Regions from separate parts of the Homo sapiens genome. Here all the other regions are linked to region 2. Evidence: chromatin contacts called from ENCODE Hi-C or POLR2A ChIA-PET data. All regions are on one chromosome and are shown on one strand. Each heading gives the region's core, a stretch centred on a gene start or an enhancer-like site at or near the end of the contact. The rest is flanking DNA. Distances are from core to core; before and after follow the strand shown. Region 1 holds the start of ZDHHC13 (zDHHC palmitoyltransferase 13). Region 2 holds the start of PIK3C2A (phosphatidylinositol-4-phosphate 3-kinase catalytic subunit type 2 alpha). Region 3 has its middle 7.5 kb from the start of SAA4.

Region 1 (4,073 bases), core at 1,574-4,073, 1.9 Mb before region 2:
AACTCCAATGACAGGCATTATCCTGCCAGATTATCGAATAAAAAGAGAGTGAGAGAGAAGGAGCGAGTGAGAGAGAAATATGTGACACTCATTAAAAGTTCTCATGTCATTAAAGTTCTCATTAACAGAAGTACCAGAGTTTAGTTTCCAAGTTCATTCATTGACAAGTATTTACAGAGTACTCACCAGTGCTAGGCATTGTTCCAGATGCCAGGCACACAGCAGTGAACATAACAGACAAAAATCACTGTCCCTATAGTACTAACATTCAGTGGAGGAGAAAGAAACAATAAACAAGACCAATAAGTACGTTAAATGGTGTTAAATGCTGAGGAGAAATCTAAAGCAAGGAAGGAGGCCAGGGAGTGTTGCTGGTAGTGCTGATGATGGAAAAGGCTTGCAATTTTAAATACGGGGGTCACAGAATGCCACACAGAGGTGACATTTGTGTCAAGACTTTAAAGAGGTGGGGGAATAAGCCAAGTGGGCACACAAGGAAAGAGCATTCCAGAAGTAAGTATGAAAGACTCTGAGGCTGGTGTGGCTGGGGATGACCGGGCAAGCAAGACAGTAAAAGATGAGGTCAGGCTGGGAGCGGTGGCTCACGCCTGTAATGCCAGCATTTTGGGAGGCCGAGGCGGGCGGATCACAAGGTCAGGAGATCGAGACCATCCTGGCCAACATGGTGAAACCCCATCTTACTATACAAAAAATTAGCAGGGTGTGGTGGTCCGCACCTATAGTTCCAGCTACTCGGCAGGCTGAGGCAGGGGAATCATATGAACCCGGGAGGCGGAGATTGCAGTGAGCCGAGATCGCGCCACTGCACTCCAGCCTGGCAACAGAGCAAGACTCTGTCTGAAAAAAGAAAAAAAAGATGAGGTCAGAAAGGAAACTGCAGACCTGATTGTATAGGCAAATCCTGGCAAAAATCCAACAGCACCGATCTTGGAATCAAAAGAACCAAATTCAATGAGAGCAGTAATGTTTTTGTCTGTTTTGTTCACTAATTTATCACAGCACCTAAAACGGTGCCTGGCAGACATTCAAAACACATTTGCTGAATGAACGACTGAAGTCTTGGCTCTATCACTTAGCAGCTATTTGACTTGTAGCAAGTGATTCCAGTTTTCTGAGCCTCTGTTCTCATTTCTAAAATCAGAATAATCATTTCTCCCCACCTCAGAGGATTATAGTGAGGATCAAAAATGGGGAAGTATTTTGCAAACTGCAAAGCAGTATATATAGGTGAGGTCTTCACATTACTGAAAAAGTGAACAAGAGCAATTATTATTAACAACGACAATGATCTCTCTACCTTTCCCTACTAAATTCAACCACCAAATCATTCTCTCCCTCTCTATAGGCCATGGAACTGGGACAAGGCTAATCTTCCCTTCAGCATGAGAGAGTGAACTTTAAGCACTTGAAGCCTTCTGTAAATGAGTGGCAGTAATTAAGACATAATAGTTACTCCTACCAACTTTTCTTTGAGCCTCTCTGAGAAAAAGAATGAGGCGCTGTTTCCATGTGAAGATTCAACACCCTTTGGTAAAATCCAGTCTGCCTGAGAACTATTTTTTTTCTGTTAAAATTCAAGAATAACCAATAAGAACACCTTGACATTTCCCCAGACATCTTGTCCCTCACTTAAACCTACACAAGATCGTGCTGAAAGAAGGGAAAGGGAAAGCATGAGGAACACTCTCGGGACTGGAAAAACGTTTTTAGAGATCAGGTAATCCAATCATCCCAAACTGAGAATCTACCGCCTAACTGATTCCAGCTGAAGACAGCTTTAGTGTTCGTTCTCATCTGTATATGGGGATAATATCTTCTTAAGGATGCTTCAATTCTGGAATAAAATAATGCATATGAAAGCATCTGACATGGGTTATGCACTCACTAAAACTGGCTGAACCTGGAAATTCTGCATTTATTCAATAAATATTAAGTGAACGTCTACAATATACTAGTCAGTACTCTAGGCACTAGGAAAGGGCCATAAGCAAAAAGCACAAAAATCTTGTTTTCTTGGAGACAACATCTACCTCCTGTAACTTCTCCGACTGGCCCGCCTGGCTTCTTTGGACCTCCGTCTGGCTTTTATATAACACCTCCTCCACGGAATATTGTCCTTTGAGATTCTGCAGATCGCTGTGGTGTACCTCCCCTCTCCACGCCCCTTTCCTCCATCCTAAACAAGCAGCCTTAATTATTTCAAGGAGTAAGCAAGGATGCGGAAACAGGAGCGAAAACTGGACTGGGTGGGGTGAAGGCGGGTGCTAAGACGCCAGGGCTGAAAAAGAAATCAACAGAACCGCTCCGACTCCGGGCCAACGTCAAGACGGGCGGGTCCGAATCAGGTGTGTCACCTGACACCTCTCCCGGGAAGGGCCATCGTCCCCTCCCCAGGCCCACAGAGGTCCCCGCCGGGCTCCGGGTACCGGCCCCAGGGGGCGCCCTGGCCAGGGATGGAGGCTGGAGGGGCCGGCTCGGGCCCTCACCCCTCAGTCCTCGCCTTTTCTTCCCAGTCGCCTCAGAGACAATTTCCAGCATCGTTCGTGGTGTTTCCAGGCTCCCGCTTCCCAGACCTAGGCCCCGCCGCTCCCGAAACCCCCTCATCGAGCGGCCTCTCACCCACACCATCCTTTCCTCCACAGCTGCAGCCGCTCTCCCGGCCCCCAGGACAGCCACCGCCCGGCCGCACTCACCTGCGAGCCCAGCCCCGGCCCCTCCATCTCCCCAGGAGCCCACAGCGGCTGAGGCTACTAGGCAAGTAGCGACTGCCGCCAGCCCGCCAGCCCGCCTTGGGTCGCCTCTTCTCCCACTTCCTGCTGGCGCCCTCACCTCCGCCGCTGCGGTCCCCGCTCGTGCCCTGAGCCGTCAATCGGTCCCGGAGAACCAATCCCAGCCCTCCATCGGCTAGGGGCGGGACTTTCTCACCTCCTGGGAAGCCCGCTGTGAACAGCTCGCCAGAGGCTCCACCCCCGGCCCGCCCGTGCCGGTCGCTCCCCCAGCCCCAGCCCAGGACCGAGCGCCCCTCCCTGCCCCAGGTGCCACGGGCCCCAGATGTGCGTCCAGGGTCAGGATCAGACTGTTATTCCAACGTCAACCACCATCTATTGAGAGCAAATCTGGACTTGGCTACTTAATTGCTAAATGACCTTGTGAAAGTCTCTTATTTTACCTCAATTTTCTCATCTGTGAAATGAGGAAAATAAGGGTACCTACTTCATGGAATTATCAGGAGGATTAAATGAGAAAACGCATGTAAAGCCCCTCAGCCCGTGCGTTACATATAAAAAGGAATCAATAGATGTTAGCTATTTAAATGTTTTCCACTCCATTTGCGTGATCTTGGGCAAGTCACCTCTACCGCCTGAGGTTCTGTTTCCTCAAATGAAACAAAAAATGAGTTCTACGGCGCAGGCTAGAGGGGGAGTGGGCGAGAGCCTCCCACTTGAAGTGCACCTCCCCCCTGACCTCCACGACCCTTTGTGGAGGGCACTGGAGGAGCTGGCATTTAAGCCCTGTCCAGCTTGAAGGTCTATGAAGCAAGCATTAGGGATGGCTCCTTCCCTTGGGGCGTTCCAGTGGGGCAGTGGGGCTCTCCTACTTCAGCCCCGAGTAAACACTGGGGTTTTTCTAGCCCAGCACTTAACACAGTTCTTTGTAATGGTTCCTTAGATGTGTCTGTTGCCAAGTGGAACCAGATTAAGACCTTTAGAAGCTAATTTGAAAACGATCTGAAAACATTATGACTTCCTTATTTTATAAAAATAATACTAAATCATAAAATAAATAAATAGAAATCCAACAAAGTGCTGGGTTTTCCATGGAAAATATTGCTATGATACAATAAAATCGTAGATGTATTACTATTGCTTTAGTGTCTGTGTCCTTTGGGCACGTCAGCCCTGGCTTGCCCCCAAAAGCCCAAACCCTTTGAGGATAGGAACCATGTCAGATCCATCTCTGAACTCCCAGTGTCTAACACAGCACTGGGACATGGAAAATGCTCAGCACAATTTTAATGAATGATGGATGGATGGATGTACAGGCGTGTCATT
Region 2 (4,087 bases), core at 348-2,847:
AAAAAAGACAGACAAATAGTTACTCTTTCCTGAAGACTCAGTGTTCTCCCAAGGCCTCTTCCTTCTTTCCTGAAGGCACACTCAGATCTGGAGCAGAAGCTAGGAAGCTACCCTGAGATAAATCACTTTCCCCACCCTTTTTAATCTTGTGAAAGAGCTGCTGCCAATTTTAGAAATTCCTCCTTTGATCAGAAGATAAAGCAGAACAATGCTGCGGAACTAAGTTGATTTCTAAGGGACATTCTTCTAGAGTGTGTAGCCTGCCTGGAAGTGTGTGTGCATAGAGGAGGGGCGGGGTTGGGGGAAAGATAGGAGTTGGAAGGGGGGGGGGTGTACAACAGCCAGTAGCTACAGCCGTAAGAAATAATCACATTTGTTTCTAGAATTCCCCATAGAATAGAAACTCCATCCAATTTTACCATCCCTGCGGAGGTGCAGGCATGTTTATTACAGCGCTATGAGGGATTCATCCACTCCACATTCCCCATTGCCCTAGCCCCCTTTCGCCAACCCCCGTCCCTGCCAAATCAGGCCAATTTCTTTCTTTCCAGTTATTTGCTGAAAGTTCAACTTCTCTTAGAGCCTTCTAATTATGCGTATATCATATAGGCTGATAATTTTTAGTTTAGGCTGAGAAATGCAGCCTAAATCAGTCTGCCACATCAGATTGTGAACGTCTGGATGGTGTGGACCCCCTTCTCCTACTGCTTAAAAGACAATCTTGTTGTAAAACGCTATGGAATCGTTCCTCTCCCCTTAACATCTTTGTGCCCCAGAAGCCCCATCTGTAAATGGGGATAATTTTCCTATATCTTCCCATGGTTACGTAATTTTTAGATCTAACACGTGAGGACCAAACGCTTTACAAGCATAATCTCATTAAATTCTCAATAAGAATATATTATTATGGAGGTTGCATGTGAAAATACTTTGTAATGTAGAAAGAGCCGTCTGGCTGTGAGTTATTATCAGGGGGTTATCTTCCTTACCTGGCTGTTGTGAGGATGAAACGAGACGCCGACCTGAAAGCGTTTTACGTGCTATCAAGCATTTTACAGAAACCACGTGATAGGCTACTAATTACCCACCGTATACCACCTGACCCACCGTGAGGCCTCGGTAAATACTGGTTGGAGTGGACGAGTTTAAGTCTTGCCTGTTCCTTTCAGTCTTCCAATCACAAAGTAATCTCGGCGCCGCCAGGGGCCAAGACACAAATCTGGGAACCTCAGCCTAGATGGAGGAGGGTGCGGGGTCCCGGGAGAGGGGATGAGAACAATAGGGTACTTCAGTGCCCGGGCCCTGTTTAGCGGGTCTTCGGACTCAGGGCCCGAGGGGCGGCCAGCTGGGGTGTCCGGAGAGCTCCCCTCCCCAGGTCTGGGGTGTGCACGGAGAGGCGTCCAGAGCCTGCTCAGCATTCCTCGGGAGAGAGCCAGACCCTGGTCCCCCGGGCCCGTGCGCCCCAGCGCCCCAGCTCCCTTGCTCACGCCACCCCGGCAGCGTCCAAGCCCCGCCCGCCAGCTCAGGTAGGCCGTCCGCGCCAGCCAATTCGCAACAAGTCCGGGCGGGGAAGGCGGTGCTTCCCTGTCCGGAAGTGACGTGCTGCGCTTGGCTGGCTGTGGAGTCGGCCGAAGCTTTCGGCGGCGGCTGAGCCAGCTGAGGGGAAAAATGGCTCGGACTGTGGCGGCTTCGGCGGCTCAGGTTGTGGTAGAGGCGGAGGCTCAGGCAGCTTGAGGTGAGGAGCGGTCGGTGCGGCTGGGGACGATATTCGGGGTCCTGCTCTGCAAGGGTGGAGAGGGGCCCCGGGGTTCCCGGGCTGGAAGGGTCTCTTGTCGCGGCCCCCAGTGCCTTGGGTGCCCGCGTCTGACCCTCCATCCCGTGCTCTTGGCGTTGCCCAGCCCGACTCCCCCCTCCCTCCGGGCCTTGCTTCCACCCAGGCCGTGAGCAAGTGCTGCGCTGGAGGTGCGAGGAGCCCGCGTCCCCACCAGGCCCCTCTTCTCGGGAGCGGAGGTGCGCCAGGGAGTTAGTTTTGTCCCACAGAAGGAGGGCAGGCCCCCCGGCCGCCGGCCCCCCTCCCCCGCCTTGTCCCGCGGGACCGGGCTGGAGCCGCAGTGGCCGGTCCTATTTTCTTGGCAGATTGTTAGTTCTGGCGAGTGTGTGTGTTGTACTTCTCAGTGACGGCCCCTTCTTTCACCTCCTGTCCCATCTCTGGCTCTGGGGGCCAAGGATACTTTTTCTTCTTCCCGGACCCCCCACTCCCACCGCGTTGCCTTTAGCCGCGAATCCACTTGCTTTGGGAACACTATTCTTTCAGTGTGTATTTAGCGCATCATCCTTCTGAGAGAGCGGTCAGATTAAAAAATACTAGCTTAACTCTTCCTGAGTGACGGAGGAATCATAAATAATTGAAGAAAAAGGCACATACTTATTTTCCTCACTGAATTTCTGGCTTTAAAAACGACATTCTCTAGCTGTGGAATTATTTTTTGGGGGAGGAGGGATTGAGGAGGGAAATGAGGAAGGAGAAACTAAGGAAAAAAGTCTGGACATAACGTGGAAGAGAGAGCCTGTTGTAGTTCTTTTCCTATACTGGCCCGATAGAAATTGAGGTTATAATTATATTCTTATTTTGAACAGTGGGGGTTTGAATTAAGTGAAACGAAGGAGGCCTGCCTCTTTGAACAAGATTAGTTATTAAAGAATGTCCTGAAATCTTTCCTGGTGGGTTTCAGGCAGAAAAGCTCTGTTGGGAAAATTTTTAAATCTATTGTAGCATCAAAGGCCACAGCATATAAGAGATGCAAGAAGAAGAAAGCTGTTTGTAGGGGAACGGTGAAGACATAGTAGAAAGAGGGAAGGCTGCACAGAAGTCCAGGAACTAATTCCAGGAGAGACTTTGTACCTTTGCCTCCTTGGCTTGTGGTTCAAGTCTCCACAAGAGACTCCTTTAGCAGCTCTGCCATAGTTGGGGTTGGTGCTCTTTTTTTTTTTTTTAATTGACATGGGGTCTCACTGTGTCGCCCAGGCTGGTCTACCATGCCCAGCAGAATGGTGCTTTTTTTTTTTTTAAATTTGATCTAACCTTATCTGGACAGGATGGTGCTCTTATTCACAGCAGCAAATTAGACGAAAGGACCCTAGTTGAAGTATACAGATTTTATTTTTATATAAGATATTTGTTTAGTATCAAGACAGTGGTTACATACTGAAAAACAATGTAACTGGGAATAGAGAGATTTTATTTGTTAACTCAGATTTAGTTCAAAAGTGATTTTACGTAGGTAGAAAGCACATATGGAGTTTCTTCCATAAATTCCGTAATTTTGGCTGAATTAATACATTCTAAAGTAGGTTTTTTCTTATCAAAGTGTCTTGCTATTTGTGTTTTATATGCGTGTTTCCTGCAGTTTTCTTTGCAAATAACATGTTTTAATGTTTTCATCACAGGTTTTACAATTTTTTTCTGTTTGAATCTCGCTCTGTCGCCTAGGCTGGAGTGCAGTGGCACGAGAGCTCACTGCAACCTCCACCTCCAGGGTTCAAGTGATTCTCCTGCCTCAGCCTCCTGAGTAGCTGGAATTACAGGCACGCGCCACCACACATGGCTCATTTTTGTGTTTTTTCAATAGAGACTGGTTTACACTATGTTGACCAGGCTAGTCTCGAACTCCTGACCTCAAGTGATCTGCCCGTCTTGGCCTCCCAAAGTGCTGGGATTAAAGACTTGAGCCACTGCACCTGGCAGTTTTTTCTGTTTTATAGAATACAAAAGCTGGCATGTTTGCATTGAGGAATTTTAGAAACTAACTTTTTGTAATGAATAACTGTATACTAAGTTTGTTTCTTCTGCAATTAATAGTTCTAAAATTTTCAATTAATTGAAGATTGCTTGCATTAATTCCCATGTCCAGGACTCTTTCTGTAGCACAAAGTTTTGCATTTAAGTAAGCACATTCAATAAGTGAACTTATACCTAAAGAGTGTTGAATTTCCTGAGAACTCAGAGTTCTTATAGAGCATCAGAGCAGCAGTAGTGCAAAGCATTTTTTGTAACTTGTTTTTCTTTGATAACATGAATTATTCTTTT
Region 3 (3,561 bases), core at 188-2,687, 1.0 Mb before region 2:
TGGGCTTCTGAGTGGCTGGAGTCATGGCTCTGGCACAGCCCTGGGCAGTCTTCCATCAGTCTCCTCTGTATCTCAGATTGGACTTCTACCCCCAAATTCCCACTTCTTCTTCAGGGCCTCACAGTTTATTTTGTTGCAGTTTCCAGGCCTCTCTGTATACAGACTTTGTACTGCCCAATTCATTGCATCCTGTCCACTCTCTGCCTCTAGGCCTTGTCCCCCAGTGAGCTCTTTCCTTATGGAGAAGGTACATTGTGGGCTGAGTGTGGTGGCTTATGCCTGTAATCCTAGCCTTTTGGGAAGCTGAGGCAGGAGGATCGCTTGAGCCCAGGAGTTCAAGACCAGCTAGGCAACATAGTGAAACCTCATCTTTACTAAAAACCAAAAAAATTAGCCAGACATGATGGCATGTGCCTGTATTCCCAGCTACTTGGGAGGCTGAGGCTAGAGTACTGCTTGAGCCCAGGAGGTCAAGGCTGTAGTAAGCTATGATCACTCCATTGTACTCCAGCTTGTATGACAGAGTGAGACCCTGTCTCAATAAAAACAAGGTACATTGCTTAGAGAAGCCTAATCCTAGGAGTTCTATCCTAGAAACTGCTATCTTGGACTCTGGTTTCTTTCTTTCTTTCTTTTTTTTTTTTTTTTTTTGAGACAGAGTCTTTCTCTGTTGCCCAAGCTGGAGTGCAGTGGCACGATCTCAGCTCACTGCAAACTCTGCCTCCTGGGTTCAAGCAATTATCACACCTCAGCCTCTGGAGTAGCTGGGACCACAGGTGCGCACCACCATGCCCGGCTAATTTTTGTGTTTTTAGTAGAGATGGGGTTTCGCCATGTTGGCCAGGCTGGTGTCAAACTCCTGGCCTCAAATGATCTGCTGCCTTGGCCTCCCAAAGTGCTGGGATTACAGGCCTGAGCCCCTCTGCCTGGCCGACTCTGATTTATCTCTTATCAACACCCGTGCCTCCCCTGACTCAATTTTTAATTTGTCCCGCTCATTTTACCTAAGGAATGACTCTCCTGTTGGTTTTCCTTATCTTTATTCTCTTTTTTTTTTTTTTTTTTTTTTTTTTTTTTGACAAAATCTCCCTTTGTCAAACAAGCTGGAGTGCAATGGGGTGATCTCGGGTTACTCAACCTCCGCCTCCCGGGTTCAGGGGATTTTTTCACCTCACCCTTCCGAGCAGCTGGGATTACAGGCATGGGCCACCACACCTGGCTAATTTTTGGGTTTTTAATAAAAAAGGGGGTTCACCATGTTGGCCGGGCTGGGCTAACTCATGGGCTCAACTGGCCAAGGGTCTGAAAATGTAGGCCTGAACCACTGCACCTGGCCGGCATTTCGTTGGCTTTTAGTTCAAATAAAATTCTACTTCCTGTCCTAAAGGGGAAGTGAGATATGTAGATAGACAACACAGTTTAGTAAGAGCCTCAACAGAAGCACACACTGGTGGCAATCCAAATTTTGCTGGGGTATGGGAAGTCAGCAAATAGTAATTAGAATAGCTGCCATTTTTAATTGCAATTGCAAGACTGTGCCCTACAGTTTAAATACTTTATCTGATTTAAGCTGCAGAGAAGGCTTTGATGTTCTCAGCTGGATAAACTGAGGTTTAGAGAGGTTTGTGTTTAGGACCTTCTCCAAGGTCACATATGTAACAGGTGCAGAGCCAGGACTGCAGGCTGGTTTGTCTGACTTCAGAACCTGTGATACACTGAACAAGGCCAAGAGGTTCAGCAGTGGAGACCCCTTTCTTCTTCGTGGATCTCCAGCACTTGGTTTAAATGGCCAGGTGAGCCCTTATGCTTGGGGAAATGTCTGACTTGTTTGAGAACAGGCACCATATCTTGTTCATCACTGCATGCTTAATGCCTAGCAGGGTCCAGGCACTCAGTAGTTGCTTTCTGAATTAGATTATCCCATTGAAAACCTACACTTCAACCCACATTACTCTTCACTCTTGCACATTGTCTTCTTCCTCTTAATAAGTCAAACTTGTTGAAAGTATTGCCCATCTACACACCTTCTGATTCTTCACTTCTGATCATATGTTAACCCACTCCAGCCTGGTTTCTGTCCCCACAACTTCAGCAAAATACCTTTGTCACCACTGACCTCCATGCTGCCAAAAACAATGAACATCTCTCTTTTCTCATATCAGTAGCTCTGTGAGCAACATTCAACGCAGTTGCCTTCCCCTTCCTTCCTGATATATTTGGTCTCTTGGCTTCATAATACTACTCTTTCCTTCATCAGCTCTAAGTAGCATAATATTACCCTCTACCTCAATTCTCCTTTATTTCCTTAGCTGGGACTTTTTTTATCTCCCCAAACTCTGTGTTCTTCAGACTTGGCTCTGGGCCCCCATTCTTTATTTCTCTATGCTCTCTTTCACAAGTCTAAATAGTACTTATATGTGGATGGCTTTTAAAATTATATCTCCCCCTGCAAAACTCATTTCTGAGCTCCATGCTTGTACATCCAACTGGCTACTTGACATATCTACATAGCTGGCTTCCAGATATCTCAAACTTAACGTGTCCCAAAATGAACTCGGGTTTTCCCGTCAGAACTCTTCACACTCCAGGTTTCTCCATTTCAGTTAATGACATGGCCATTCTCTCTGTTCCTCACACCAGTTAGGGGAATGTGTTGATGCTTCCCTTCACTTTACCCCCACATTCAATCCGCTGGATGTGAACTTCCAAAGTTCATCTCTAATCCATTGACTTCCTCTCATTTACACCCTCATGCTCCTGGCTACATCATTTCTCATCTGGGGTACTGCGGTAGCCATCTAACTAGTCTCCCCATTTTATTTTATTTTATTTTATTTTATTTATTTTATTTTTTTTGAGATGAAGTCTCGCCCTGTTGCCAGGCTTGAGTGCAGTGGCACAATCTCGGCTCACTGCAACCTCCGCCTCCTGGGTTCTAGCGATTCTTGTGCCTCAGCCTCCTAAGTAGCTGGGACTACAGGCGCCTGCCACCACGCCCAGCTAATTTTTGTACTTTTAGTAAAGACGGGGTTTCACCATGTGGGCCAGGATGGTCTCAGTCTCCTGACCTCGTGATCCACTGCCTCGGCCTCCCAAAGTGCTGGGATTACAGGCGTGAGCCACCGCGGCTGGCCGATTATTTAGATTATTAAAGGTCACTGCAGTCCCGTTTCAAGCTCCAATATCATGTCTGTTTTAAAGCATCCTGCTCCGCTATTGTTGGCTAGATTGTAGTGGGAGTGCTGGGAGGGGTGACGGTTAGAGACTCTTTCCCTGCTCCTCTGGCACCAGCACCTTAGAGAAGGGTGGGGATAGTCTAGTTCTGAGATGTCTTTCTATCACACTTCTCAGCCTCAGGATTGGGAAAGGGGAGAGATGTAAAGGAGGGGGTAATCATTTTGGCCTCACCCTGGTTTGATGTGCTTCTAACTGATGCTGATATATATTCTCTACTGATGTGGAGGTCTCTACTGAGATGGTGGTCAGGGTTCTTCCTGATGTGAAATCCAGCTCCCTCAGATATGGGGGTGGAACTGCCCAGAGAAGAACAGCTGTATCTAC

Evidence for each region. A loop is a pair of places that touch in the nucleus more often than their neighbours do. ChIA-PET counts read pairs that join two places held with the same protein, here RNA polymerase II (POLR2A). Pooled maps may share reads with other maps.
Region 1: a loop to region 2 is called in a map of B cell, with 8 times the contacts of the local background. The contact joins the promoter of ZDHHC13 here to the promoter of PIK3C2A in region 2. A Hi-C loop is called at or near these places in 1 of 168 maps with a recorded cell type or tissue (B cell), 1 of 37 single-sample maps with no recorded cell type and 5 of 50 pooled maps.
Region 3: a map with no recorded cell type shows a loop between it and region 2 (5-fold over the local background). The contact joins the enhancer-like site here to the promoter of PIK3C2A in region 2. A Hi-C loop is called at or near these places in 1 of 37 single-sample maps with no recorded cell type and 1 of 50 pooled maps. POLR2A ChIA-PET finds 5 or more read pairs at or near these places in 1 of 52 experiments (BJ).

Annotation. Positions count from the first base shown.
Region 1 is chr11:19,115,918-19,119,990 of GRCh38, reverse strand. ZDHHC13 (zDHHC palmitoyltransferase 13) reads right to left here and starts at 2,823. Exons shown (of 17, transcript NM_019028.3): 1 at 2,715-2,823. The coding sequence starts at 2,741. RefSeq lists silencers at 2,404-2,633, 2,724-2,803, 2,854-3,093.
Region 2 is chr11:17,205,496-17,209,582 of GRCh38, reverse strand. It overlaps PIK3C2A (phosphatidylinositol-4-phosphate 3-kinase catalytic subunit type 2 alpha), which reads left to right and starts at 1,597. Exons shown (of 33, transcript NM_002645.4): 1 at 1,597-1,735. RefSeq lists silencers at 1,449-1,528, 1,879-2,138 and enhancers at 1,669-1,778, 1,284-1,806, 1,807-2,330.
Region 3 is chr11:18,227,552-18,231,112 of GRCh38, reverse strand. No RefSeq gene overlaps it. Among named protein-coding and RNA genes, the nearest start is that of SAA4, 7.5 kb to the left of the region's middle. RefSeq lists a silencer at 1,683-1,732. Within about 2 kb of position 1,437, at least 2 of the 41 ENCODE cell types and tissues checked have a DNase peak (open chromatin) inside an H3K27ac peak, as active enhancers do.